Linked DNA regions of Homo sapiens: region 2 is linked to region 1. The links are chromatin loops, found by intact Hi-C in ENCODE. Cell type or tissue: mammary epithelial cell. All regions are shown on one strand. Each heading gives the region's core, and the rest is flanking DNA. Links, peaks and the distances in the headings are about the cores only. Region 1 has its middle 32 kb from the start of HIF3A. Region 2 overlaps IGFL2-AS1 (IGFL2 antisense RNA 1).

The links. Hi-C counts contacts between places; a loop is a spot of excess contacts. Peaks named below come from ENCODE experiments on the same cell type or tissue, not always from the same donor. Only the 100,000 strongest peaks of a DNase experiment are listed, where the experiment ranks them.
Region 2: a loop joins it to region 1, with 6 times the contacts of the local background. A loop is called at or near these places in 22 of 110 quality-filtered maps.

What each region holds. Positions count from the first base shown.
Region 1 is chr19:46,263,939-46,266,852 of GRCh38, forward strand. No RefSeq gene overlaps it. Among named protein-coding and RNA genes, the nearest start is that of HIF3A, 32 kb to the right of the region's middle. RefSeq lists an enhancer at 1,374-1,668. In mammary epithelial cell, for the core only: a CTCF peak has its summit at 1,486 (motif pointing left); a DNase peak (open chromatin) is centred at 1,483.
Region 2 is chr19:46,192,116-46,195,029 of GRCh38, forward strand. All of the region lies in intron 2 of IGFL2-AS1 (IGFL2 antisense RNA 1), which reads right to left. It also overlaps a transcript of IGFL2 not described here. Among named protein-coding and RNA genes, the nearest start is that of IGFL2-AS1, 9.5 kb to the right of the region's middle. In mammary epithelial cell, for the core only: a CTCF peak has its summit at 1,671; a DNase peak (open chromatin) is centred at 1,166; H3K27ac peaks cover 1,513 bases.

The DNA.
Region 1 (2,914 bases), core at 325-2,824:
GCCCAACTCCAGGGCTGCTTGCTCTGCCTGCATTGGTTGATTCTTCTGGAAAAATAAAACTCTATAATATTTTGATCCAGGGAGCCCAAGGACCATCTTCCCAGCTCTCTCGAATTACGACACAATCCTCGTCCTAACTCCACTAGATTGCCCTGGTTAATGGGGTAATTCTGTGAGAAAACACAGGCGCATCAATATTGCAGTGTCCCTTACAGAAGCGCTGAGAGTAACACTATTGCTTTAGTTGGGGTCCTCATAGAACAGGTGATACCTCATAGAATTTTCTAGTGCTTTCCAATACCTCAATTGATATCATTCAGATTCGGCCGGGCGCAGTGGCTCACGTCTGTAATCCTAGCACTTTGGGAGGCCAAGGTGGGTGGATCACCTGAGGTCAGGAGTTCGAGACCAGCCCAGCCAATGCAGTGAAACCCCATCTCTACTAAAAACACGAAATTTAGCCAGGCGTGGTGGTGTACACCTGTAATCCCAGCTACTTGGGAGGCTGAGGCAGGAGAATTGCTTGAACCCAGGAGGTGGAGTTTGCAGTGAGCCGTGATGGCACCACTGCACTCCAGCCTGGGCGACAGAGACAGAGTGAGACTCCATCTCAACATATATGTATACACACACACATATATATCTCAGATCCTCTAGTGCAAAGTCACATATCTGTATGGGAGCTCCAATAAATTGGAATGCAGAGGTTAAAGGTTAATCAGTTAGCTACACCTACTAGGAACTTTCTCTGTTATAAGGGGTGGTGCCCACCAGGGACTGGTCCCATGGCCAGTTCCCACATATAATCTAACCCTGTATGGGATTTTAGAAGGTGGGAAACAAAGCCTGGCACGGTGACTCACGCCTGTAATCCCAGCACTTTGGGAGGCCCATTCGGGCAGTTCACTTGAGGTCAAGAGTTTGAGGCCAGCCTGGCCAACATGGTGAAACCTGGTCTCTACTAAAAAAAAATACAAAAATTAGCTGGACATGGTGGCCGGTGCCTGTAATCCCAGCTACTCAGGAGCCTGAGGCAGGAGAATCTCTTGAACCGGAGGGACAGAGGTTGCAGTGAGCTGAGATTGCATCACTGCACTCCAGCCTGGAGGCCAAGGCAGGAGGATCACTTGAGGCCAGGAGTTTGAAACCGGCCTAGCCAACATAGCAAGTCCCCATCTCAAAACAAAAAGCAAAACACAATATTTTGACCCAGGCAGTGTGAAGGGGGCAGGTGGCATCTTTTTGAAGATGCCAGAAAATTTGGGACCTCCAAACTTGGACAATGTTAGCAGCTGTCTGAGGCCACAAAATTAGGCAAACCACACTGGAGAAAGAAAATCCTTCGGAAACCTGTTCATTTAGGCAACTGTATGAGTTTCAGCTGAATTTTCTAAATGCCTCTAAATTACATCCTCAGCCTGGAGGGACATCAGAGCTGATTTGACTCACTTGTGGGGCCTGCTTCTGAGTTATTAACGTGGTTATGGCTCCCCCATGTGGTGGAGGGGGGCATATTCATTTTTTAAGTTCCTATTTCAGCCCAGCAGGGTGGCTCACACCTGTAATCCCAGACCTTTGGAAGACCCAGCGATCGCTCGAGCCCAGGAGTTTGAGACCAGCCTGGGCAACATGGTGAAAGCCCGTCTCTATTTAAAACAAAACAAAACAATGAAGTTCTTCCTATTTCTCTCCCTGTCCTTGACACGAGGGGATTCCAACTACTTTTTCTGCTAATCGTCCTTGTACATGAGCATATATACTGACAGGATTTTTACCTGTCCCAAATAATATGCCTTTGGTCCCATCCCCAGACAGGCAGGGAATGAACAGGCCATCTGTGACTCTCGGTCTTGCTCTGTCGCCCAGGCTGGAGTGCAGTGGTGTGATCTCAGCTCACTGCAGCCTCAATCTTCTGGGCTCAAATGATCCTCTTGCCTCACCCCCCCAAGTAGCTAGAACTATAGGCCCGCACCCCCGCGCCTGCCTAATTTTTTTCTTTTCTTTTCTTTTTCATAGAGATGGGGGTCTCACTATGTTGTGCAAGCTAGTCTCCAACTCCAGGCTCAAGCAATCCTCCCACCTCAGCCTCTCAAAATGCTGGGATTATAGGCATGAGCCATTGCGCCCAACCTGGATGTTGAGTTTTTTTTTTTTAAGAAACTGCCAAACTGTTTTTCAGAGCAATGTATAAATGATCCAATTTATCTCCACCCTTGCCAGCTTTCAATGGCGTTGCGGTTTTCAAAATTTTTAGCCATTTTAATTTAATTTGCGTTTCCCTAATGGCTAATGATGTTGAACATCTTTTTATCTGCTTACATGTCATCTGTATCTCTTCCTCATTGAGATGTCTCTTCATGTCTTTAAAAAGTTTTTATTTTCATTTGATTTTTTCATAGAGACAAGGTCTCACTATGTTGCCCAGGCTGGTCTCGAACTCCTGGGCTCAAGCAATCCTCCCACCTTGGTTCCACAAACTGCTGAGATGACAGGTATGAGCCACCATGCCAGATCCTCTTCAGGTCTTTTGCCCATTTTTTTAATGGATTTTTTTTTCACTATTGAGTTTTCACAGTTCTTTACATTTTCTAGATAATTGTCCTTTGTCAGGTATGTGCTTTGCAAATATTTTCTCCCAGACTATAGCCCTATCTGTCCTTCTAACTGGGTTTGTTTTTTGTTTTTTGTTTTTTGGGGGGTTTTTTTGAGACGGAGTCTAGCTCTGTTGCCCAGGCTGGACTGCAGTGGCGTGATCTCGACCCACTGCAACCTCCACCTCCAGGGTTCAAGCAATTCTCCTGCCTCAGCCTCCCAAGTAGCTGGAACTACAGGCGTGCACCACCACACCCAGCTAATTTTTGTATTTTTAGTAGAGAAGGGGTTTCACCACGTTGGCGAGGATGGTCTTGATCTC
Region 2 (2,914 bases), core at 194-2,693, 72 kb before region 1:
AGAAGAGCACACCCACAGGGACACAACAGTGGGCAGCAGGGGCTGGGGTGCAGGTGCCCTGTGGCTAGCGCTCCCAGGTCAAACCCTGACCTTGCCCCACTGACTGTGACTGTGGGTGAGTTATGAAGCCACTCTGTGTTTCAGTTTCCTCATTTGTAAAATGATGATGAAACCCAGACAAGATGAATCAATAATTGTAAAGAGTTATGAAGAATGCTCGATGCTCAAATTACATTAAACATTGTGGAATTGCTTTTCTGAAAATATTTTGTTTGTTATAACTTTACATAAATGCCTCATTCTTTTGCTTTTTTTTTTTTTTGAAATGGAGTCTCGCTCTGTCACCCAGGCTGGAGTGCAGTGGCATGATCTCAGCTCACTGCAACCTCCACCTCCTGGGTTCAAGCAATTCTCCTGCCTCAGCCTCCCAAGTAGCTGGGACTACAGGTGCCCACCACCATGCCGGGCTAACTTTTGTATTTTTAGTAGAGACAGGGGTTTCACCATGTTGACCAGGCTAGTCTCGAACTCCTGATCTTGTGATCCACCCACCTCGGCCTCCCAAAGTTCTGGGATTACAGGTGTGAGCCACTGCACCCGGTCTCTTTTGCTTTTTAAATAGAATTATTTGAAGTATTTTTGAAGAACAAAGCATGGAGTCATCCCAGCCTTTCTAGTGGCTGAGTATTATTGTGGTATAGTAATTCCCTCTTATCTCCACTTTCACTTTGGCGTAGGTTTCAGTTACCCATGATCAACTGTGATCTGAAAATATTAAATGAAAATATCAGAGGCCAGGCATGGTGGCTCATGCCTGTAATCCCAGTACTTTGGGAGGCCAAGGTGGGTGGATCACTTGAGGTCAGGAGTTCGAGACCAGCCTGGAAAACATGGTGAAATCCTATCTCTACTAAAAAATTACAAAAATTAGCCGGGTGCTGTGGCATGTGTCTGTGATCCCAGCTACTTGGGAGGCTGAGGCAGGAGAATCACTTGAACCCGAGAGGTGGAAGTTGCAGTGAGCCAAGATCGTGTCACTGCACTCCAGCCTGGGGGACAGAGCAAGACTCTGTCTCAAAAGAACAAAAACAAAACACAAAACAAAGAAAAAACAGTTCATAAATTTTAAAGTTGCGTGTCACACTGATTGTGAAATGCCGTGTCGTCCCGCTCTGTCCTGCCCCGCTGGTGAGTCATCCTTCGTGCAGCATATTGACACTGTAGATGCTACCGGCTCAGTAGTCTCCAGTAGCTGTCTCAGTTATCAGATCAACTGTCATGCTATTGCAGTGTTTGTGAAAGTTTCTCAAGAGGGCTTTCTTTATCGTAAAATAAAACCTTTATTTTACTTTGTAATGGCCCCAAACTGCAAGAGTAGTGATGCTGGCAATTCAGATATGCCAAACAGAAACTGTAAAGTGCTTCCTTTCAGTAAAAAGATGAAAATTCTCCACTTAATAAGGAAAGAAAAAAAAATGGGCTGAGGTTGCTAAGATCTATGGTAAGAATGAATCTGCTGTACCTGAAATTGAGCAGGAAGAAACAGAAATTTGCACTAGCTTTGTGTCCTACCTCAAACTGCAAAACTTACAGCTGCACTATGTGGTAACTGTTACAATATATTGTAACTGTTCTATTTTATTCTATCTTGGATGTCTCCCTTCGATGTAATGATGCTGCTCTGTCCAGCAGACACCGCTCTCGGGTCTAGGCTGCTATCAGTTCAGGAAGAGATGGGTATTTCTGGTCAGAGTATTACCACAGTGTGTTGGCTCAGCCTCTCTGTTTCCACCAGAGCCCAACAACATGTTAATAGCTCCTTCAGAAAAGGTGCATGATGAGTGGCCATTTCTGGGAGCCTAGAAGTCCAGAAACTTTGCGGTCATCAGACTCTGATGGCTTTTCCTTTTGGTCAGATTCCAGTCTTCCTCATCTCCTAGCACTGAAACTTGTCATTCAAATGGGGAGCTGGGCTCTACGGGACACAGGGGCCTGAGTAACTGCCTGAGGTAGGGCCTGGAGTGCATTGTACTCCCTGGACCCCCACTGGGGGTCCCTGGAAAGCAGCTATGTCTCTGGTTATCTGGTGCAGGGGGACCACCAGAATGCCCAGATGGAGTCTATGTTGTCTTTAATATCCAAAATACCCAGTGAGGCGTTGACTCCACGGTCTGCAAGGGCCTCTCTCTGCCTGGTACCAGATATCAGATGTGGAAAGGCTGTCAATCTCTTTGTTAGAAACCTCCTGTGGTATCAGCCAGGCACCCAGAGGCTGCCTCTGGCACAAGCGCTTGGGTTTAGAGTCTTCTGACTTTGTTTATTTTAACTTTCATCACTCATTGGGTCTGATCCCATTCTGCTGCAGAAAGCAGTAAAGCTTTTCAATGGCTTCACCAGGGACAATGCAAGCAAAAACCAATCAAGGGCCGGACACGGTGGCTCACGCCTGTAATCCCAGCACTTTGGGAGGCCGGGGGAGGTGGGTCACTTGAGATCAGGAATTCAAGACCAGCCTGGACAATATGGTGAAGCCCCATCTCTACTAAAAATGCAAAAATCAGCCAGACGTGGTCACGGGCACCTGCAATCCCAGCTACTAGGAAGGCTGAGGCAGGAGAATCACTTGAACCCCGGGAAGCAGAGATTGCAGTGAGCTGAGATTGTGCCACTGCACTCCAGCCTGGGTGACAGAACAAGACCCAGGCTTCCTCATTTTATATATATATATATATATATATTTTTTTTTTTTTTTTTTTTTTTTTTTTGGTAGTGTTTTTTGTTTTGAGACAGGGTCTTGCTATTTTGGCCAAGCTGGTTTCCAACTCCTGGCCTCAAGTGATCCTCCTGCTTTGGCCTCCAAAGGGGTTGGGATTACAGGGATGAGCCACTGCATCTGACCAAGACTTTTTTTTTT